Regions from separate parts of the Homo sapiens genome. Here regions 1 and 3 are each linked to region 2. A link is a loop called in an ENCODE intact Hi-C map of the cell type or tissue named here. Cell type or tissue: PC-9. All regions are shown on one strand.

Region 1 (8,000 bases), 66 kb after region 2:
CATGTTTAGTGCTTCCTTCAGGAGCTCTTTTAGGGCAGGCCTGGTGGTGACAAAATCTCTCAGCATTTGCTTGTCTGTAAAGTATTTTATTTCTCCTTCACTTATGAAGCTTAGTTTGGCTGGATATGAAATTCTGGTTGAAAATTCTTTTCTTTAAGAATGTTGAATATCGGCCCCCGCTCTCTTCTGGCTTGTAGAGTTTCTGCCGAGAGATCAGCTGTTAGTCTGATGGGCTTCCCTTTGTGGGTAACCTGACCTTTCTCTCTGGCTGCCCTTGACATTTTTTCCTTCACTTCTACTTTGGTGAATCTGATCTTTATGTGCCTTGGAGTTGCTCTTCTCGAGGAGCATCTTTGTGGCATTCTCTGTATTTCCTGAATTTGAATGTTGGCTTGCCTTGCTAGATTGGGGAAGTTCTCCTGGATAATATCCTGCAGAGTGTTTTCCAACTTGGTTGCATTCTCCCCGTCACTTTCAGGTACACCATTCGGACGTAGATTTGGTCTTTTCACATAGTCCCATATTTCTTGGAGGCTTTGTTCATTTCTTTTTATTCTTTTTTCTCTAAACTTCTCTTCTCACTTCATTTCATTCATTTGATCTTCCATCACTGATACCCTTTCTTCCAGTTGATCGAATTGGCTACTGAGGTTTGTGCATTCTTCACGTAGTTCTTGTGCCATGGTTTTCAGCTCCGTCAGTTCCTTTAGGGACTTCTCTGCATTGGTTATTCTAGTTAGCCATTCGTCTAGTCTTTTTTCAAGGTTTTTAACTTCTTTGCCATGGGTTCGAACTTCCTCCTTTAGCTCGGTGAAGTTTCATCGTCTGAAGCCTTCTTCTCTCAACTCGTCAAAGTCATTCTCCATCCAGCTTTGTTCCGTTGCTGGTGAGGAGCTGCATTTCTTTGGAGGAGTAGAGGTGCTCTGATTTTTAGAATTTTCAGTTTTTCTGCTCTGTTTTTTCCCCATCTTTTTGGTTTTATCTACCTTTGGTCTTTGATGATGGTGATGTGCAGATGGGGTTTTGGTGTGTATGTCCTTCCTGTTTGTTAGTTTTCCTTCTAGCAGTCAGGAGCCTCAGGTGCAGGTTTGTTGGAGTTTGCTGGAGGTCCACTCCAGACCCTGTTTGCCTGGGTATCAGCAGCAGAGGCTGCAGAACAGAGAATATTGGTGAACAGCAAATGTTGCTGCCTGATCGTTCCTCTGCAAGTTTTGTCTCAGAGGAGTACCCGGCTATGTGAGGTGTCAGTCCGCCCCTACTAGGGGGTGCCTCCCAGTTAGGCTACTCGGGGATCAGGGACCCACTTGAGGAGGCAGTCTGTCCATTCTCAGATCTCAAGCTGCGTGCTGGGAGAACCACTGCTGTCTTCCAATCTGTCAGACAGGGACATTTAAGTCTGCAGAGGTTTCTGCTGCGTTTTGTTTGGCTATGCCCTGCCCCCAGAGGTGGAGGCTACAGAGGCAGGCAGGCAGACCTCCTTGAGCTGTGGTGGGCTCCACCCAGTTTGAGCTTCCTGGCCGCTTTGTTTACCTACTCAAGCCTCGGCAATGGCGGTCACCCCTCCCCCAGCCTTGCTGCCGCCTTGCAGTTTGATCTCAAACTGCTGTGCTAGCAATGAGTCAGGCTCTGTGGGTGTAGGACCCTCTGAGCCATGCGTGGGATATAATCTCCTGGTGTGCCGTTTACTAAGACCGTCAGAAAAGCACAGTATTAGGGTGGGAATGACCCGATTTTCCAGGTGCCGTCTGTCACCCCTTTCCTTGGCTAGGAAAGGGAATTCCCTGACCCCTTGCCCTTCCTGGGTGAGGCGATGCCTCGCCCTGCTTTGGCTCATGCTTGGTGCACTGCACCCACTGTCCTGCACCCACCGTCTGAAAGTCCCCAGTGAGATGAACCCGGTACCTCAGTTGGAAATGCAGAAATCATCCATCTTCTGCGTCGCTCACGCTGGGAGCTATAAACTGGATCTGTTCCTATTCAGCCATCTTGGAACCGCTTCTATCTGATAATTATTTCTTTTGCTGTGCAGAAGCTTTTTAGTTTAATTAGGTCCCATTTATTCAGTTTTGTTTTTGTTGCATTTGCTTTTGGGGTCTTAGTCATAAATTATTTGCCTAGGCCAATGTTCAGAAGAGTTTTTCCTAGGTTTTCTTCTAGATTTTTAATGGTATCAGTTCTTAGATCCATCTTGAGTTAAATTTTGTACATGGTAAGATATAGGGATCTGGTTTTGTTCTTCTACATGTAGCTATCCAATTTTCCCAGCACCATTTATTGAACAGGATATCTTTTCCCTAATTTATGCTTTTGTATGCTTTGTCAAAGATCAGTTGGTTGTAAGATGTGGCTTTATTCCTGAGACCTCTATTCTGTTCCATCAGTTACATGTCTACGTTTTTACCAGTACCATGCTCTTTTGGTTACTATAGCCTTGTAGTATAATTTGAAGTCAGGTAATGTGATGCCTCAAGATTTGTTTTTCTGCTTAGGATTGCTTTGGCTATTTGGACTTTTTTCTGGTTCTATATGAATTTAGGGGATTTTTCTAATTCTGTGAAAAAATGATGTTGGTATTTTGATAGGAATTGCATTGAATCTGTAGGTTGCTTTGAGCAGTGTGGTCATTTTCATCGTATTGATTCTTCCAGTGCATGAGCATGGGATGTATTTCCATTTGTTTGTGTCATCTACAATTTCTTGCAGCTGTGTTTTGTAATACTCCTTACAGAGATGTTTCACCTCCTTGGTTAGGTATATTCCTGGGTATTTTATTTTTTGCAGCTACTGTAAAAGGAATTGAGTCTTGATTTGTCATTCAGTTTGGTCATTGTTGGTGCATAGCAGTACTGCTCACTTGTCTATATTGATGTTGTAGCCTGGGACTTTACCAAGTTCATTTATCAGATTTAAAAGTGTTTTGGAGGAGTCTTTAGGGTATTCTAGATATAAGATCATATAATCAGAAAACAAAGATAGTTCGATTTCCTCTTTTCCAATTGGGATGCCCTTTATTTCTTTCTCTTGCCTGATTGCTGTGGCTAGAACTTCGAAATGTAACTTTTATATGCACTCAGCAACCAAAAACATTATGTTGCTCACTTTATTGCAATATTTGCTTTATGGCAGTGGTCTGAAAGCAAATCCACAATATCTTCAAGGTATGCTTATTTATGCAGGACATCCTTTGTTGGATAAGTTTGAAGGTGGAGAGACCAATCAAAAGATGATTGTCGTAGCACAGGTGAGAGAGATGATGGAGGCTGTGACTGGGTTGTTGCTAATGCAGATGAAGAAAAGTGGATGAATTGGGCATCTATAACAAATGCTGAAACCACAACCATTTCAGTTTTCCAGTTGAGAGGTTATGAGGTCAGATCCAGCACAGTGTATGTAGAAACAGAAAATAAGAGATATCTTAGAGATATAACTTTGAAGGAAGTCTCAAAGACTTAATGCCAGGGAGAATTAGAGCATATTGAGGGTGCGGGAGACTGATTTGTGGTCTCAATCATTAGGGAGATTGAAGGACCAGACAAAGAAATGAGGAGCAAAGGATGGAGACAGGGTGTGGGGAGAAGTGAGGAGGGGGACAGTTTTGGGAAAATTTTAATGATGAAAAGTCAGAGGATATCCAAATGAACATGCCCCATAAGCAATTGGAAATGTAGGTCTGGAGCTCAGGAGCAAGAAAACACTGCAAACGTAATGGGACAAAAGATCTTTCACATTTATATTTAGGTAGAGATGTATCCAGAGACCTGTAGACGTCTTTGGTATTACTTTTTTTAAAAACAAACATGTGATCATCCATAGTCTCTAATACTTATCTACAACCCCAAGAAGGTCTTTCGTTATTGTTGTTTTATTTTTGTTTTTGTTTTTAGGGAGTTGGGTATGGAGTGATCATGTGGGAAGGAACATACGGACAAGGTAAAAGAGTGTGGGATTGGGGAGAAATTGAGAACAAGAGAGGAGAAAAGCACATAAAGCATATCAGAAGCTGCTCCCACCACCATCTCTCTAAAGCTATGATTGAGATGCTGGGCCAGGTTGAGTGATTGTGTTAATTCCCCCTCCCTACCCCATTTTCAGTGAAAGTTTCACCTAGCTTCATGAATAACTGTGTCTTGCTCTGTCTCACTTGCTTTGGCCTTGTCTTTGTCCTTCTCTGTCTTTGTCTCTCCTAGTTTCCTTATCGAGCTTTCCCTCGGGGGACTTTTTCATTCTTCACTAGCCCAATATTTCATCCTTGGGTTGGTTCATGTTTCTCCAAAATGCTGACAGCTCCATCAGAGAATGCAAGGATGAATTGCCACAAATATATTTCTGAACTGCCACTAGATGGCAGTGTCTGGGAACTTTGTTAACTCGGTCTAGGCATTCATGAGTGCCTGACTGCTGAGTGGTAGGGAGTTTCATTTGATTATTCTGCTTTTAGGCCGTTGCAACCAGTTGCTAACACAAGTGCTAGACTTAGCTGGATCTCTTTCTCCATGATAGAAGAAAATTCATGTTTGTAAAGCACCCAGGGCTGGAAAAGCCTGTTCTTTAAGAGGGTTAGCGTTTTCCTCTACCTCAATTCTCACACAAGTTCCTAGCCCTTAGATTCCTTAGATTCCCTTTTGTTCCCCCTTCAGCTGTTGTTTGTTGTTTGGTTTCATTTTTTATGCAAATATATTTCCTCCTTCCCCAGCTTTGTTAGTAAGTTGGATCAATTCTCTTTCCTCTTTTTGAGGATGGACTTGTAGAATCATCTGCTATCAAAGCTTGAAGAACTCTTAGATGTCGTCGAGTCCAATCCAATCATTTACAGATAGAGAAACTGAGGCAAAGACAGGAGCAGAAACTTGTTCAAGGCCATATAAAAATTCAAGGCAGAATCCTATGGGACAATCTCATGACATACTTGTAATAATCAACAAAACAACCAGAAGATTATTTTTGATCCATTAATTGTGGATCTAGCACAATAGAGGAAGGGGAGGGAGACAGGAGGTATAGGACATGGTGCCTGTTCTCAAGGCACTTAGAATCTAGGTGGGAATATAGACTTTTACACAATGAAAAAGAATAAATGCATTGTGTGATAAGGTAATCTAAGAAAAAATGCTAATGTAGGCAAGTGGTACAGGGATTCAGAGGAACAACAGCTCTAAGAGAAAACAAGGCAATGGGTGGGGGTGAAGGTGAAGCTGGGAGATGAGAAATTCAAAGATTATTATTATTCAGGGATCAAGGCCTAATAAGTAGGCCTGACAAGTAGAGGGTAGGGGTCAATAAGAAGTAAAAGATAAGACTCAGTGATAGGCTGGGACTGTACTGTACAGGCTCTTAAATGCCAGGCTAATTCCTGGTAATGCTGAACAGAAACTTTCAAATGCTTTCAATCTATTTTCTATTTACGGTGGTAACTTTCTGCTATGTTTGATTCCCCAAGAAGTAGCCTCTTTGCTCTGCCGTGCTTTTCCCCATTAGTCTCATGTTGCCGGCCCAGCAGAAGGGAGATGAAGTAGAGCTGAAAAATCAGTCTGGGGCTTATTTCCACTACAGCTTTTCCCTAGTGATTCAATCAAGAGTGACCTGGACATTCTCCAATCCTAAACCCATTTCATTCATTTTATTTCCATTCTCCACCCACTCATGGGAGTCTGAGCACCTGGCCTCTGCATCCCACAACTTCCTTTGTCACAAGGGCTTTCCAGAAGGTTTGGAGAGCTCTTGACAGCTGAGAAACACCTATAGAAGGTGAGCATGACTTCATGCAAATGAAAGAGGCCTCCATACAAAACAGCTCTTTAAAAGCAGTCTGAACGTAGGAACAATCCAAGAGCCCTTTCAAATTGTCAAGAGCACATCAGTGCCCAAGCATCTTGGCCAGCCACATTTCAAAGCCAAGCAATGCCACCCTCTCCCCTTCTCAACTCTCCCTTTATACTCCCAAATGGCTTGAGGTCTTTCTACCAGGATACAGTGGATACCTCTGCCTCAGCACCTTCCATCTGGCTTTCTTCCCGCCATTTGCTGTCTTCTCGTCCCCACAGAATGCTATATCTTTCCTCTTAGCCTCTGCTTAGTATACAACCTGACACAGTAGGTACTCAATACACGGTGTTCTTTTCCTTCACAAGGACCTTAGAGATTATCTAGGCCTGAATATTATGGAGCCACCTAATGGACCACTGGGGGTAGGGATCATTGGGAAATAAGGAAATACTCTGACAATTACAGTCTTCATTTCTGTAACTGGTCACATGGTTGTAGTTGGAATTTATAACTACCTTCTTCTACTACCCATTCTGCATCTTCTTTGTCTTCAGCAAACACCTCAGCTGGTTGTGGTTCTTTACCTGGAGGCATGACCCAAACCCTCATTCCTGAAGGGTCTGGGCCATTAGTAGTCTTGCCTGGATTGGTTTGTTGTCTTTTCCATTTACCTTAATCACAGGGCGTGGAAATACTAAGATGCATCTTAAGGGATCCTCTGTATTCCAGACATATTCTTCCTTACCTACATTGTGGAGTTATAGTTCAATTTCTCCTTGGTATTCAGAATCAATCAACTCAGCCAGCACAATAACTCCCTTCCTTGCCTCCTGTTGATTCAGAGGCATGAGGAGCCCAAAGTGGCCAGGCAGCAGCCTTAACTTTCAATTCAATGGAATCATTGTTGTGTCTTCTGGCGGAAGCATTCCTCCCTTTGGAACTAAGACTTCTTGGCCAGCAGACCATAAATTCATGAAAAGAGGCAGTAGAAATTTTGCTAGTAGATCACTAGGGGTGATGGTGAGTGGTACCACTCCCTTTGCCACCCCTTAATTGCTGGACCCATGAATCCTGGCTATGGGAGAAACAGCCCCATCTGAAGATGCTGATTCAGAGCATATACAGCCTTCTGGAGAACTTTCCCCTTGCCCTACAAGGTATTGCCAGCTGGCTGGTGCTGTAACAGAGTTTTTAAAAAGCCAGTTTGCAGTGAAGTGAGTTCCTTTATCAGAAGCAATGCTGGGTGGAATACTATGATGGTAAATAGGGCATTCTGTAAGTCTACAGAGGGTAGTTTTGAAAGAATAATTGTGTTCAGGGAAGGCAAATCCTTATCCATAGTAAGTGTCTATTCCAGTATGGACAAAACTTCCACGATGGAAGTGGCCCAATGTAATCAGCCTGCCACTGTATCAGGGATTCAGTGTTGGTCTCTGCTGCTGGCAGATTGGACACCCCGCCATGGCCATAGCCAAGTTGGCCTTGTTGAATAGAAGTTCATGTTGCTGATTCCATGCATAACCTCCATTCCTGCCACCATGGTCACTTTGTTTATGAGCCCATTGAGCAATGACAGAGGTGGCTGGGAAAGAGACTAGTATCCATAAATGGGTGATTCTATCCACTTGATTATTAAAATCCTCTGCTGAAGTCACCTTTTGATGAGCATTCACAAATATCTTCATTTTTTTACCCATTCATAGAGATCTATCCCATACCTCTTCCCCAAATTTCTTTCTCATCAATGTTCCAATTACGTTCCCTTCAAGTCTCTGACCATCCAGCTAAACTATTGGCCACAGACCATGAATTAGTGTATAATAATGTCTAGCCATTTTTTCTTCCAAACAAAGTGAATGACAAGTGCACTTTTTCAAGTTCTGCCTACTGGGAATATTTCCCTTCATCAATGTCCTTTAGGGATGTTTCAGAGAGGGGCTGTAGTCCTGCAGCTGTCCACTTTTGGATAGTGCCTGTATATCATGCAGAATCATCTATAAAGCAGGTCTGGGTCCTCTCTTCCTCCATGACCTGATCATAGGAAACTCCCCCATGAGGCCATAGCTGCAAGCTTACAGACAGAAGATAGTGTAGCAGGAATGAGGCTCATGGGCATTTAGGCCACTTCTTCGTGTAACTTATTTGTGCTCTCAGGTCCTGTTCAGACCAATCAAGAATAATATCACTTTCATTTAATGATGAAGTATTTTGGTGCATGCCCAATTTTATGGCTTGGT
Region 2 (8,000 bases):
ATCATTAGTTAATCATTAGTTCTGCATGTCAGGCTCCCCCAGTACACAAAACCAATTTTATACCTTTATTATTATCTTTTTTCTCATGAAAATAATGTTATTTGCAAAAAATTATAAAAGTATAATCCCACTACCTGGAGAAAATTGCTATTAACATTTTAGTGTCTTTCACAATTTTTTTTCTGGAGAGAGTTAAAGAACATTTTTTTTTTGTAAACTAATAATGGGTTCATATAAATTTGTGAATGGCTTCTTTCACTTACTGAAACATCATGTCTGCATAAAGCACTAAAAAATACTCATGTATCCCTCATCCCCTACATGAGTAAGCCTTTTTTCCTATAGCTTTAGCTTTCCTACAGCATCAATGAGAATTTAATCACATTCAATTTTGCTCACCTGGAATCCTTCATCCAATCAATGAGATTTCACTAGAGGTGCTGCTGACCACAGAGGACACTACCCCAACCTGGCCAGGCAGACACTCCTACAAAGTCACAAATTTGTGCGACTGCTGACAAAGTTAGTTTCTCAGAACTGAGAGGCGTACTAAATAGGGATGTGTTTAAAATAGATCTGAATTCCTTAACAATTTTTCCCTCTCCACTTCATCCTTGATTTGAAAGATAGTAGTTAGAAAATTATTTTGTAATCTATCAAGTACCAAATAAATTTAAAGAATTAGTACTAATAATAACTATACTCCCATACTCCTAATATATGTACATCAGAATCACCTGGAGGTGATGTGAACCACAGACGGCCAGGTCTCAACCCCAGAGTTTTTTATTCAGTAGGTCTGGGTCAGGATCTATAATTTGCATATCTAAGTTCCCAGATGACACTGTTGCTGCTGGCCCAGGGACCACATTTTAAGCACCACTGTTCTGTAAAGCGGTAGGACATTATTTGGGGCTTTCTTGCTTGATACTCATTAATGTATCCACTCATTCATTTATCACACAGTTATTGAATTCCTACTCTGTGCCAAGCACTTTACTAGCATTTTTGAGGAATATAGACAATACAATCAACATTACAGTATAGCGTGGCACATCCTGTGATACAGATATCGGCCAGGGTGTTATGGGAGACTTAGGAAGGGTATCAGGGAAGATTTCCTAGAGAAGGTGATTGGGCAGTAGGCAAGGAGGCCAGAAGAATCGGTAGGGGCTAGAACCATAGGGGAAAGCCTTGAGTAGTAAGCTAAGGGGTTTGACTTTTCCCCTGGAGGCTGTAGGAAGCCATGGAATGTGTTTTTACAAAGGTCTTAATTGCGGTATACAAAATCAGGGGCTAGCGACATCCATGCCAGGTTCAACCATTGGCTGTGCTGCATATGTAGCCTGAGGCAAGTTACTTCTTACCTTCTCTGAGCTTCTCTTTCATCATGTGTGAAGGGAAAATATTAATAGATCTACCTTATTTGGGTATTGTGAAGATTAAGTAAGAAAAAGTGCCTAAGTACCCATCATATGGTAGGTGTTTAACAAATGGTGATTATGATCAGGTTTAAGCCATAGAAAGAAATGACATGTAAGACATGCTTCTCAGGTTATTAAAATCCATTTGAAATTGCCAAGCTAGTCTCAATATCAAGGCCATATTTGATGTGAAGATTAAGTAAGAAAAAGTGCCTAAGTACCCACCATACGGTAGGTGTTTAACAAATGGTGTTTATGATCAGGTTTAAACCATAGAAAGAAATGACGTGTAAGACAGGCTTCTCAGATTATTAAAATCCATTTGAAATTGCCAAGCTAGTCTCAATATCAAGGCCATATTTGATGTGGTGGCAAGTCGGATGATTTAATCATGTAATGATAATAGTTTATCTTGTCTTTTGTTTTGTTTTGTTTTGGAGACAGAGTTGCTCTGTCATCCAGGCTGGAGTGCAGTGGTGCGATCTCAGCTCACTGCAACCTCCGCCTCCTGGGTTCAAGCGATTCTCCTGCCTCAGCTTCCCCAGTAGCTGGGGCTACAGGTGCATGCCAGAATCCCTGGTAATTTGTTGTTGTTGTTGTATTTTTTAGTAGAGATGGGGTTTCACCATATTGCCCAGGCTGGCCTCGAACTTCTGCGCTCAGGCAATCTACTTGCCTCAGCCTCCCAAAGTGCTAGGATTACAGGCTTGAGCCACCACACCCAGCCTGATGATAATTTCTTGATTACAGATTATTTGCGAGGCACTGTGCAAAGTGATTTATGCACATCATTTCATTTAATCCTAGCAATAACCTTAAGAGTTAGGTATTATTATTCCCAATTTTACAAACAAAGGAATTAAGGCTCAAAGAAGTTAGTTTGTACATAGTCGAACAGTTGGGTAGTGGTAGAGTTTGAATTCAAACCTAAGTTAGTCTGAGCCTATCTTATATTAGCCACCTTGTTCCACAGAAAGCAGTTTTGTTTCTTTGAAGGACAGGGCAGCGAATGGGCAGTGAGGCAAGGTTAAAGAATCTAGACTTTATTACCCTGTTTCTCTGCCCTCGAGTAAGACTGACTGTTCATACTGATTTCAAGTGCCCTCTGGAAACATGCCTCTATAACCTCCCAGGGGCCCCTTGACCTTGGATCTGTGGCACCTGGTACTGAACCTGAGGTGGTCATAGTTACTTTCCAAAGTGCTCTGGAACATTTACAACAAGGAGCCCCCTTGTTTTGACACTAGGACAATATTAGACTCTGTAAGAGGAGGCATTGGGGTAAGCCTAGTTATTTTTAATGCTGCTATTACTACTATTGTTTATTGAGCACTTGCCACATGTCAGAAATTCTGTACTTCAATCCTTACAGCAACCCTATAAGGCAAGCACATTGTCATCATCATCTCTAGTTTAGAGATGAGGAAACTGAGGCTCACACAACTAAGTTCACACAGCCGGTAGATGCAGATTCAAGCAGAAAACTCGTTCATTCATTTTTACAAACCTTGCATTTTCATTTCTTCCTTTGCCTCTGTACCTATAACACCTTCAAACACAGATGTAATCCTCCTGAATTCTTTTACTGCCCACAAGTTTTATTTACCACATAGTTTAAGCCCTATTTTTAATGATGTATATACAAATCGTGTTTCTCCTCAAAATTATTTCATGCCATAAAAAGTCACTCTTCCCTCCCTTTATTTACAAATTCATTCCTCTTTAGAAATGAGCACTTATAATAATTACATGCAAGGCCAAATTTTTACTGTTTAGTGTAAACCCATAATGTGAAATTGAGAATGGTTGAAAAGCACGGTTATGAAAACATCGTGGACTCCAGACTCATCCCATACAATTTCCAAGGGGAATTTATTCTAAGTACTTTAAAACTTACAAAGAGTTGAATTCTGAACTACTTGGGCCTCTATGCACTCTTAGCAATTCCCCCAGCAGGGAACCAAAAATGAGAATAGAAAGAAATTGCCTCAACATTGAATTCTTAGACATTTAGAAGGCCTGGAGTCTGAATACTTTAAAAGGCTGTTATTTAAATGTGGGAAATGATGTGAAAAGTATAATGTAAAGATAAGATAAATATTGTTTGCTAAAATAAATCATCGGGTTTTTTTTTGTCAAATTCATGGCAATTTTAAAATCCTGTTAATTCTATTTATTTTTTTCTTATTTGGAGCAGGTAGCTGAATATGCAGAGTTCTGGCACTAGGTGTCAGCAAAAGATTAAACTAAAAACACCCACTTTGGGTTTTTTTCTTTTCTTTTTTCTTTCTACACATATATATTTGAGACAGGGTCTCACTCTGTCACCCAGGCTTTAGTGCGGTGGCATGATCATAGCTCACTGCAGCCTCGAACTCCCTGGGCTCAGGTGATCCTCCCAACTCAGCCTCCGGAGTAGCTGGGACTACAGCCATGTGCCACCATGCCCAGCTAATTTTTTGTATTTTTTTTTTTTTTTGTAGAAATGGGGTATTGCTATGTTGCCTGGGCTGGTCTCAAACTCCTTGGCTTAAGCAATCCTCCTGCCTTGGCCTCCCGAAGTGCTGGGATTACAGTCATGAGCCACCATGCCCGGCCTAATCTTCCATATATTTCAAACTTTATAAAAATAAAAATAAAATACATAGTCTGGATTTTAAAAAGAAGAGACAACACACTTCCTTGTTGCCATGACAACGTCAGCATGAGAGAGGCTGGGTTGCTGCTGCTCAAGTAGGCACCTTACAGAGATCCTCATGGCTCAAGGAATTCAATGTAAGACCGTTTGACCTTTAGCATTGAATGGCTGGGGACTCAATTTTGTGTCAGCTAGAAAGCTGGGGAATGAGAAGTTTGGAGGGTTGGATGGGGTGGTGAGGTACACTCCTGTAAACCAGATCTTAAAAGTCTAAATATTAAATTATTTTACATAGAAATGTAGTGTTCAAGCCAACCACAGTGCTTGTGCAGACAAATTCAGTGGATGCTTTTCCCACATGACAAGATTAACAAAATTAACTTAGAGGCTAGCTTTGAGAACCCAGGCTGATCCTAAGGGTTTCTCAAACTTACTATGTTAATTTTAGCATATCATAGGGTTTTTTTTTCCTTTTAATATCCAGAGCTTTCCCCCCTTCTTGTGATTCCTGTCACAGTAAATGGTGTTACCATCCAGCAGTCATTGAAAGTAGAACTTAGGGTATTGTTTTAGGTCATTCTTGTGTTGCTAGAAAGAAATACCTAAGGCTGGGTAATTTATAAAGAAGAGGTTTAACTGGGTCAAGGTTCTGCAGGCTGTACAGGATACATGGCATGTGCATCTGCTGGCTTCTAGGGAGGCCTTGGGGAGCTTTTACTTATGGTGGAAGGTCAAGCAGGAGCAGGCAGGTCACACGGGGAAAGCAGGAGCAAGAGGAAAAGAGCAGGAGGTGCCACACACTCTTACACAACCAGATCTTGCAACAACTGACTCACTATAGCAAGGACAGCACCAAGCCATGAAAGATCTGCCCCCATGATCCAATCACATTCCACCAGGCCCCACCTCCAACACTGGGGATTACGTTTCCACATGAGATTTGATGGGGACACAGATCCAAACCATATAAAATATCACTCTTAACTCTTCCTTTATCCTCATTTCCTATAACCAAACAACCCATTAAGTCCTGCCAAGTCTACCTCCTTAGTCTTTCTTACATCCGTCATATCCTATGTCTGCTCTAGTGTGTAGAGGGACTGGAGAAACATTTGTGTGACAACTCTTTCCTGAATGCTGTAATAGCCTCCTAAATCGTTTGTATGTCTCTGGTGTTTTCTGCATACTTTTACCAGTGTTATGAAACAAGTCTGTTTGAAACAAGTCTAACTACATATTTCTGCTGATTTCAACAACTCTCTATCAGAAAAAGCCCAAGTTTATACGCATGAAATATAAGGTCTTCTATATTCTTATTCCTGCCTACCTTCCAAGCACATCTCCCACCTTCACATCCTTTATGTTCTAGTACAAATAAAATCATCATGGTTTCAGTGAATTTGCACCCAGTCTTATGGCTTTAAATACCATCTTACATACTGCAGACTCCCAAATTTACATCTCCAGTTCAGACTGCTCCCATAGTTCTAGATCAGGGGTCCACGACCTCTGGGCCATGGGCCGGTACCGGTCTGTGGCCTGTTAGGAACTGGGTCACACAGCAGGAGGTGACTTGTGGGTGAGGAAGCATTACCGCCTGAGCTCTGCCTCCTATCAGATCAGCAGCGGCATTAGATTCTCATAGGAGCATGAACCCTATTGTGAACAGCGCATGCGAAGGATCTAGGTTGTATGCCCCTTATGAGAATCTAACTGCCTGATGATTTGACATGGAACAGTTTCATGCTGAAACCATCCCCTGCTGTCGCCCCCCACCTCCCCACCCTCTATGGAAAAAATTGTCTTCCACAAAACCAGTCCCTGGTGCCAAAAAGGTTGGGGACCGCTACTCTAGATTCATACTTATACTATAGTTCCATTTGTATTACTCAGACATCTCAGATTTAACATGTCCAATGCTGAATCTTGATAACCACCTCTCCTCAGAAATGAACACATGCCTCTCCTGCAGTCAGTCTTCCTTTCTTTCTCTTTCTTTTTCTTTCTTTCTCTCTCTTTCTTTCTTTCTCTCTCTCTTCCCTCCCTCCCTCCCTCCCTCCCTCCCTCCCTCCCTCCCTCCCTCCTTCCTTCCTTCCTTCCTTCCTCTCTCTCTCTCTCACTCTCTCTGTCTCTCAGACAAGATCTTGCTCTGTTGCCCAGGAAGGAGTACAATGGTGCAATCATGGCTTACTGTAGCCTTAACCTCCTGGGCTCAAGCAATCCTCCCACCTCTGCCTCCTGAATAGCTGGGACTACAGGCAAGCGTCACCATACCCGGCTAATTTGTGTATGTTTTGTAGAGATGAGGTCTCATTTTGTTGCCCAGACTGGTCTCGTACTCCTGGGCTCAAGCAGTCCTCCTGCTTGCACCTTCTGAAGTGTTGGGATTACAGGCATGAGCCACCATTCCCAGCCTCCCTTCTGCAGTCTTAAAAATCTCAGTAAATGGCAACTCCAGCTTCCAGTTGCACAGACTACACTCTTCCAGTCATCCTAGAGTCTTCTTTTCCCCTTATGCCATACAATCCAACCCATCTGGAGATACTGAAGTTCTTATCTTCATAATATGTCCAAAATGTGACTATTTCTTACCACACCCACTGCTAAGAATCTGGCCCAAACCACCATTTTCACTTTTCTGGATGATTATTGTATTCTTCTAATTGCTCTTGCTGTTTGTGAACTTAGCCTCCTTCAATCTATTCTCAACGCAGTAGCCAAACTGATCCCATTATAGCCACAAAATCCTACAGTAATTTCTCATCTCACTCAGAGCAAAGTCAAAGTCCTTACAATAATCTAAAAAGCACTACATAATCTGGCTCTTCATAAATGATAGATATACTCTTACACTAGCCTCTGTACTTGCTGTGCCATCTAGAACGTTCTTCCCCCAGATTCTCAGTTTCCTTCCTTTCTTCAGCTGTTTTACTCAAGAGCTCCTACTCTGTGTAACATTGCACCCCCTCCTCATGCAATACCTTCAAGTCTTATTTATTTTTTTCTCATTAGCACTTACACTTTTCTAATGTACTATGTTCTTTAGGGATTTTAATATGTTTCCCCTATTACAATGTAAACTCCACAAGGATGGGTACTTTTGTAAATTTTGTTCACTGAATATCCCATGGTCTAGAAAAGTGCCTGCAACGTGGTAGGTGTTAAATAGTGATGATGTTATTAAACTGTTTACACAGTTCTGTACATATTTTATTTGCATATGCCTTATATATTACCTCTGCCCAGAGGGCTTTCCCCTATCTTCATTTTTCCCCGCTATGGATTGGCAGCATTCTTTTTTCTTAAAAAAATCAGCTTTATTGAAATATAATTTACACACCACATAATTCATCCACTTAAGGGGTACAATTCAATGATAGTATTATGTTACAGAGTTACGCAACCATCACCACATTTTTTTTCTTCAAATTCTATTTTAAGTTCTGGGGTACATGTGCAGCATGTGCAGGTTTGTTACATAGGTAAACATGTGCCATGGTGGTTTGCTGCACAGATCATCCCACCACCTAGGTATTAAGCCCCGCATCCATTAGCTATTCTTCCTGATGCTCTCCCTACCCCCACCTTCCCCTCTGAGAGGCCCCAGTGTGTGCGTCACCACAATTTTAGAACATTTTTATCACTTCAAAAAGAAGCCAGGTACTCTAGCTATTGTCTCTCTATCTCCATTCCTGCAGCCCTAACCAACCACTAATCTACTTTCTGTCTCTCTAGATTTGCCTCTTCTGGACATTTCATATAAATGGAATCATATAATATGTGGTTTTTTGTGACTAGCTTGTTTCACTTAGCATAATGTTTCTAAGCTTCATCCATGTGATAGCATATATCAGTACTTCATTCCTTTTCATGGCCAAATAATATTATATTATATTATATTATATTGATATACCACATTTTGTTTATCCATTTGTCAG
Region 3 (8,000 bases), 410 kb after region 2:
ATTCGGATTTGGGTTCTGACTCTGATTCTGATTCGGATTCTGGCTCTGGCCCTGACCCTGGCTCTGGAAATGGGTCTGAAGGAGCCTTCCCTTCAGAAATTTGCGTTGTTCCTGACGCTTTCGCCTGGCCTCCTGATGCTCTTTCTGCCTCATAAACTGATACCTCTGCAAAAAAAGGTCTTTGGCATAGCTGTACAACTCCATATCCAGAAAATTCAGTCCCTCAATACGCTTTTGAATTTCCTCATTGATCTCTACACTAGAGGCCCTAGTGGTATTATACTGGGTAAATGGCGAAATAAAGTTCATGTTGAAGGTTTTCTCAAACAGATATTGGGTCTTCCGCTGAAACTCAGTGAGGCCGAAGAACGCCATGTGCTTCAGATTTGACTTGGCACTTTCCAGAAGGACCTTGTTTCTTTGCTTTTCAGGCATGACAGAGAGGTTGTAGCAGCCTACCAGGGTCAGGTCGGAGAGCATGCGCACCTGGCGGTTGTTGGCTAGATTGTAGGGACAGTCCATAAACTCTTTGAGGGGGCAGCCAGACCAGTCATCGCCAGTGTAGCAGCTGGGCAGCTCTTCGGAGGTTGGAGGCCTTCCATCGCAGACATGCAGGGATGCTTTCCATGTTGCCCCTCTCTGGACATGCCTCCACTCACTCAAGTACCGGGACACTGGGTCTCGGAGGATGGTGATGTAGTGGAAGTTCCTATGGATGAAGCACAAAAACCAACAGTCAGAGATATGGGCGAAATAAGTGGAGTCATGGAGGTACATGGCATATGTGGTGTTCACTGGCTAAAAAGGAAGGCAAAGCAAAAATGACAGGGATCTGATGGCATTTGTCCTGTAAACTGTACTGCAGTCCCCTCTCTGAGTCTCACTAGCCTAGAGATAGCTAATTTTTTCAACCAATTTGCTGATACTTCAGCTAAAACAGGTATGAAAAGGTTAGATTCCAGACATTGACCTTGTCATGCTTCACTCCCGTTCGTTCCCCCTTCCCCTCTTTTTCTCCCTCTCTAACCAAAGACAAAATCTTCCCAATGACACCATTGGCTAACTAGGCAACCACTTTATTTCATGCCCCCCACTCTAAACCATTTAGTGATCATGAAATGGAGACTCATTGGAAGCACATACTTTATTGGAGTGAAATGGAGTTGACAAGTGGGTTCAAATTCGAATCTTATTAAATATGCAATAGCATTTTTTCTAATATCCAGTCTAATCTGCATATCTTTTTGTTTTTAAAAAACTCATTAAAAGAGTGTATGATATGATACTCTTGATTCTGGCTGTTGTCATATTATGGCTCATACATTATGGAAGTGGAATGTAGAGATAGGCAGAGTAGCCCAGGGCCTCCAGCAATAAACGCTGTGGTTAGTCACTGACTGAAATAGACATGGTAGCTGCCAATGGCATGTATGCAAGCTACTACCTTGGTTTCCACCTTTGCTCCTATGATAATATTCCCAGGATAGGAAACTTAACTCTATCAGCAGCTTCAAAATGTCCCTTTTCCTTATCTACTAAAAGGGCACGTGGATGTCAGCAAGTGTGGAGGCTTTGCTGTATGGCTGTCTTCTCTTTAGGGCTTCAAACAAAGTTCTTTGCTCAAATAGCAGACTAGCAAACATTTAAACCACATGTTAACACACTCACACCATACATGGTAGGCACACGCCCCAGAAACATCAAGTCCATGATACAATCAGGCATACTTAAGGAGAGAACCGTGTCATTGTGCTTTTCATGAGAAATGGGTTACCACTCAGGTACAGAAGATGAAGGACGAGGCCACAGAAGGGCATATTGTGGAAAGAAAGCAACAATAAACATTGAATATTAGCATTTAGCTTCTTAAAGGAAACCCGGAGAATGGCTTGCAACTTTTCTGAAATATTCATTCCCATCTGAGGGAGTGGTTGTTCTCTACACATACATGAGGAGCCACAGGGAACCTGCTCAGCCACCTGCTTAACTGAATATTGGCTGATGTTCATTGAGGAAACGTTTCTCCCAACTGGGGCTTCCATCACCTCAGGCATCCTGAAATCTATCTCCTATGCCTCTATCCTGTACATGGTGCTTGCTCTGCCTGCCATGATCTTCCCTCTTTGGCTGGAAAATTCTACTCATCCTTCAATACCAGTTCAAGTACCATCTCTTTTGTGAAAAAATGTACCCCACTCTGTGTTGCCAGTTATCATTTCTTCCTCTGTGTTGCCATAGCACTTCTATACTTAGCCTTTGTTAAAATATTTGTGATACTGGGGCTGGGCACGGTGGCTCATGCCTGTAATCCCAGCAGTTTGGGAGGCTGAGGTGGGTGGGTTGCTTGAGGTAAGGAGTTTGAGACCAGCCTGGACAACACGGTGAAACCCCATCTGTTAAAAATACAAAAATTAGCCAGGTGTGGTTGTGCGCTCCCGTAATCCTAGCTACTCAGGAGGCTGAGGCACGAGAATCACTTGAACCCAGGAGACGGAGGTTGCAGTGAGCTGTGGTTGTGCCACTGCATTTCAGCCTGAGCAATAGAGTGAGACCCTACCCCTCCACCCCACTGCCTCCCCCAAAAATGTGTGATACTGAATTACAATTAATTGTTTATATTTCCACTTAAACTATGTTTTCAAGGACAGGGGCTCTGTCCTATTCTTCTATATAGCCCTCATCCCATCCATTCCAGCTTTGTACATTGGCCTTCATCCCTGGCATAAAGCAGAATCTCAGTAACTTCTTTAACTGCTTACTTGATGAACTATCCTGGGGAAGAGGAAGGAGAGAGCTAGGGACATGCCTCATGACATAAAAACTCTGGATAATCTTCTAAGTGCCTTGCAAAAAATCACAGGAAGGTTTTTCTTAAAATAAATCACTTTATATATTTTTTCAGGAAGAAACAAGCATTGGGCACAGGAGAAGCATCTGGGAGTGAGGATGGAAAAGGGGCCAAGAGCACTTTCACTTGTCTCACTACTTTCCCTAGGACCTGATCTTGTTGGTGCCACTAAAATTCATCTCTATGAGAAGCCACTGCTAAAGAGTAGCAGCTTTTGTTCTCCAGTAGCCTTTACCAACAAAGATGACTACTAAAGCCCTGGGTTCCCTCCTTCCACTCCTAGCTTTAGTACTCATCCATTCAGTGCATACTTATTGAGCCTTTATGCTAGCCCTGAGGCAACAGTTTAGTGGCAATTAGTCTGATTATTTGGAAAAAAAAAAAAAGAAATTTATTAAGGTCTGTGACACATTTGGATTAACCTTTCAACCAGCTTTTCCAGGCATGCATTGTAATGGGGGCTGCTCGGTGTTCTAACCCCCCAAAATGGAGTCACCTTCATGCTTAGCTGGAAGTCTTCTTGCCCTAACTTCTTGTATTGGTTTAAGCCTACAGTGACATCTTCTGGTAAATATTAAGAGTGCACCACAGTGGAAGTCTGCAGCTCTCCTTCCTAAACATTGTTCCTAGCCTTTCAGAGCAAATACATCCCAACCACCAGGGTTAATGACACAATCAATGTTTCATAAGCACCACCCCTACCCCAACATGGATAGAGAGAAGGCAACACAGAGACAGACTTTCAGAGAGGGTCTCTCATGTTGTGGGTGTGTGGATCCAGTATGCATTCAACTTGAAGGTCACCTAGTGCCCTTAAGAAATACGGACAGCCCAACGTAGGCAGCCTCAGTGTCTACACTGTAGGGATTTTCACTGCAGCAGAGAAGTTAGAGGGGCACACACATACACACACTGCTGCCTTGGTGATAACAGCCACCTAGACTCATATGACAAAACCTGCAGAGATTCAGTGAGTGTCAACAGCCCCCTTCTTCCAGGGCAAATAGCCTTGGGGACCCAGAATGCCTCAACTGAAAGCACTTGATGCTGCTTAGAAATATTCCATGTGTAGAAAGAAAGAAAGATCTGCTGAAGGGTAGGTGTCCAGGGTCCAGGGGTCTCCTGAATTTCATGGTGTGTTGGAAGTAGGAAGGCAGGTAAAGATAACACCTTGGAGGTTATGTCAGAAAAAGAATCCAGGATGCTCATTATATCCAAGGAAGAGCTTTTAGGGCAATATCAGAGAAGCACGCTGGGGAATGCAGCTGGGGTCGGGGGCAAACAGAGACATGGCCAGTTTTCCCTCAGTGGTCAGGTCAGGTCAAGACTTGCTTAGTCTTGGCACCTAATGTGTGCCTGGCACTATGGCAGGCACTGGGGATACAGACAGGGATAAGACATGGAAACCCGGGGAAAGTGTTTCAATTGTGTGTGCCATGAATGCTTGGAGCAAGTGCAGGGTATGATTAAAAAAAAACACCTCACACTGATTTCTAACCTAGCCTAAAGATAAGACAAGGGTTTCTGCAGCTTTATTTTGAAAAACAAGAATTAGATGAGGCAACTGGGCACGGTGGCTCACACCTGTAATTCCAGCACTTTGGGAGGCCAAGGTGGGCAGATCACTTGAACCCAATAGTTCAAGACCAGCCTGAACAACATGGTGAAACCCTGTCTCTGCAAAAAATAGAAAAATTAGTGGGCGTGGTGGTGCACACCTGTAGTCTCAGCTACTAGGGAGGCTGAGGCGAGAGGATCACTTGAGCCTAGGAGGTAGAAGCTGCAGTGCACCATGGTATCACCACTGCACTCCAGCCTGGGTGACAGAGTGTGAGACTCCATCTCAAAAAAAAAAAAAAAAAAATGAGTCAAGGAGAGAGGAAAGGAGTATGAGACAGAAGGATCAGCATGAGCAGAGGCACAGAGGCATAAACCAGCCTATTGTGCAAGAGAAACGTGCATCAAAAAACCTCCCGGGGAGTGAAGGAGTAGTGGCAGGAATTGAAGATGGAGAGGGAGCCCAGGACCTGGTTGTGAAAGGCCACAGATGCCATATTAAAGCATTCAAAGTTAATTCTGCAGGCAACAGAGAGGCTTTGAAGGGCTTTAAGCAGGGGAATGACATGATGAGGTCTGTGTTTTAGAAAGATCATTATGTATATGAAGATGAAATTCGTGAAGTTAGTTAAGAGGCCACTGCAGAAGACAAGGCAAAAGAGAAGGAGGAGCAGACTAGAGAAATATTTAGCGGGTAAAAGTGACAAAAGGGATTCGGGGGAGAAAGAGGAGGAGGACTTAAGGATGCCTCCTAGAGCTCTGGAGGAAGGACTGAGGTGCCTGCGGGACATCTGAGTAGAGTTGAATGAACAGATCTGGCACTCAGAGAGCAACCTGGGCTGAAGATAAGGTACGGAGTGGTCAGCACAAAGTGGTAATTTCCAGACCATCATGGTCTATTTAGGGACCTTTTTAAAATTCCACTTGTGTGGCTTCAGATATTCGAAGACAGCATTTACCCCAGGGCTTCTCTTCTTTATGCTAAAAATGGTTTTCAACTATTCTCTATATAGCTTCAAGGCCCCGCTATCCTGTTGTCTGCCTGCAAGTGCATTCCACTTTATTGGAACATGGCCTGCTAAGCACGATCTGACAAGCAACAAGAAGGGACAGCCTATCACCTTCCTCATTCTTGACACCATTTCTCTTAATGTGGCCTCAGATCACATGGACCATTTTGGCGGCCACACCACACCACTGATACACAGTAAGCTCAATTGTTTCATACTTTCACATATATGCCACGCTGGAACGCAATCTATATTGTCAGGAACTGATGCAGTGTATTTGTGGCCCTGTTTAATCTCTTCTTGATGGAGGAAATCTAAGCCTGTCAAAAGACATCTACATTCTGATTATATCCCCCAATATCTTCACCATACTTTCCTGTTCCTGTTGGCAATGCCTGGATTCAGGCATTGATCAAAACAGAGCAAGATGCAGGTGAGAGCAAGTCTCTGATAGTTGCTGGAAATCTTTCTTCAGGTTGACATGAAACTGAAGGGTGCCGCTGAATGGACTGACTGAATTTTAACTGAATGAGGCCAGTTCAGCCCCAGGAAAATCATACGCCACCTGTTTCACTTAGTAGTAATTGGACAGGACTTTCTTGTGACCAAATGTATCACCTAATTAAAATGACAAGGTGTCACATTTTTAAATTGGAGCCATGACTCCCCATTGGGTTACATGGGTTAATTGAATGGCTGATTGGTGCTTCTGTATGCCCATGGTGACTTTACAGGCACTACACAGTTAAAGGTTTACCACCTTCTACTGAATGACAGTTCTCTGGGTGGCCTTGGACCAACACAATACTCCCCTCATTCTTGCTTGTCATTCTTAAGAATAACTGTAGAATGTGCTGGGAGTGCAGTATCCTGAGATAGGGAGGAACTGCCTGAAACAGCAAAAGCCTTGTTCCAGTCCTTCCTGGAGAATCTAACATCTTGAGATAGGGAGGAACTGCCTGGGACAGCCCAGCCTTTGTTCCTTTCTCTCAGAAGCAGGATGTCCTTCAAAGCTTTGCTAAATGAGTCACATGGCCCCTGAGGTATATAACTCAGGAAAGGCTGCCTTTTGGGGTCTCTCAGCTATGGTGCAAGTGAGGCATGCTTAATCGAGACTCATTCACCCAGGCAGCTTTCTTGAGTCTTGGGAAACCATCTCACAGTGGATCCTAGGCTTCTTTTGTCCCTTGCTGCCTATCTGTAAGTAATAAACCCACTTCATGTAACTTGTTGCTTATGAGTGTGTTCTGTCTCACCAAACCCATAGAAGTTTATAAACAATGCACAGTGAACCTGCTTTGTGTCTACAAGTTTAGGCCAACTTTTTCCTGTCACTGATAAGCAATTGTCGAAATAATAGCAACAAATGAAAGAGTTGTCCAAGCAAGAAACCAAAGGGCCATCCTTGACTCCTCTAATCTCCCCTCACTACTAAGAGCTAAACATTCGCTTAAGTCCTTTCCAGTTTCTAATAGCTCTGAAATCCATCCTTTGCACCACTGCCTGGGGTCAGGCCTTCATCACTTCTCTACTAAAACATTGCAGTAGCATCCCGTCCTACTCTTCAGGTCTCCAGTCCCATGCCACTTCCACACCCCCAGATGGCACATACCTGACCTGTCATTCCCTAATTAAGCCCTCCCAATGGCTCCCTATCAACTATGACATGAAGCCAAGCTCCTCCACATGCTACAGACAGCCTTGTGGAATCCAGCAACCACCTTTCTTTCTGTCCAGCCTTCTCAAGTGAGCTCCCTCTATACAAGTCTTTCTCAATTGTGAGTGATCTTCCATCTCCACTCCCCAAACCCCCAACTCTGGGCCACTTGGCAATATCTGGGGATATTTTGGTTGTAATGACTTGGGGAGGGGGTTGGTACTGGCATCTAGTAAGTCAAGTCCAGGGATGTTGCTAAATATCCTATCATGCACAGTCCCCCTACAACAAAGAAATACCCTGCCTCAGATGCCAATAATGCCAAGGTTGAGGAACCTTGCTCTATACCCTATATGCTGAATTTTCCAAATCAAAGTCCCAGGCAGTGACTCCACAGGTGCTTTGCCTCTGTATATGGAGTGCCCACTCTTTTGAATGGCTTCTATTTATCCTTTGTAGGTTACCTGGCAAAGTCTTTCAAAACTCAACTCAAAGACTGTCTCCTCCGCGAAACCTTCCTTGACCTCCCTGGATGGAGTTAAGCACCCCCTTCTCTGCTCCAGACGCCCTGGTGTTCTCCCATTGTAACATGTATCACAATGTGCTGGGATTGTCAAGCGATTTTTCTGCCTCTTCCGCTGGACTATGAGCTCTGGGAGGGTAAGAACCATGTATCTATCCTCAGGGCCTAGCACAATGTTTGACATAAAGTAAGCAATTAATAAAAGATTGTTGAATGAATTTCTGCAGGAGAAGCAGCAGAGCTTATGATGAGCAAATAGGAAAATGCGTATCTTATTCTTTGATAAGGAAAAGCCACTAGATGTCACTATGAAATAACAGATATACCATTTTATACCTGTAATGGAGCATTTTAAGGAGATGTAGCTGTGAAGGACATTGTTATATTTAGCTGTTGTCCCTGACT

The links. A loop is a pair of places that touch in the nucleus more often than their neighbours do. Peaks named below come from ENCODE experiments on the same cell type or tissue, not always from the same donor. Only the 100,000 strongest peaks of a DNase experiment are listed, where the experiment ranks them.
Region 1: it touches region 2 in a loop (2.5-fold over the local background); 11 of 110 quality-filtered maps call a loop at or near these places.
Region 3: it touches region 2 in a loop (12-fold over the local background); 26 of 110 quality-filtered maps call a loop at or near these places.

Annotation. Positions count from the first base shown.
Region 1 is chrX:132,288,628-132,296,627 of GRCh38, forward strand. The region is part of intron 2 of RAP2C-AS1 (RAP2C antisense RNA 1); the gene reads left to right. Among named protein-coding and RNA genes, the nearest start is that of RAP2C, 73 kb to the left of the region's middle. RefSeq lists an enhancer at 1,086-2,285. In PC-9, CTCF peaks have their summits at 4,310 (motif pointing right) and 4,511; a DNase peak (open chromatin) is centred at 4,344.
Region 2 is chrX:132,222,694-132,230,693 of GRCh38, forward strand. All of the region lies in intron 1 of RAP2C-AS1 (RAP2C antisense RNA 1), which reads left to right. Among named protein-coding and RNA genes, the nearest start is that of RAP2C, 7.2 kb to the left of the region's middle. RefSeq lists an enhancer at 1,060-1,589. In PC-9, CTCF peaks have their summits at 3,655 (motif pointing right) and 3,867; a DNase peak (open chromatin) is centred at 5,248; H3K27ac peaks cover 1,296 bases.
Region 3 is chrX:132,628,385-132,636,384 of GRCh38, forward strand. HS6ST2 (heparan sulfate 6-O-sulfotransferase 2) reads right to left here. Exons shown (of 5, transcript NM_001394073.1): 5 at 1-709. Among named protein-coding and RNA genes, the nearest start is that of HS6ST2-AS1, 35 kb to the right of the region's middle. In PC-9, CTCF peaks have their summits at 3,408 (motif pointing left), 3,607 and 7,909 (motif pointing right); no DNase peak of the experiment used is centred here.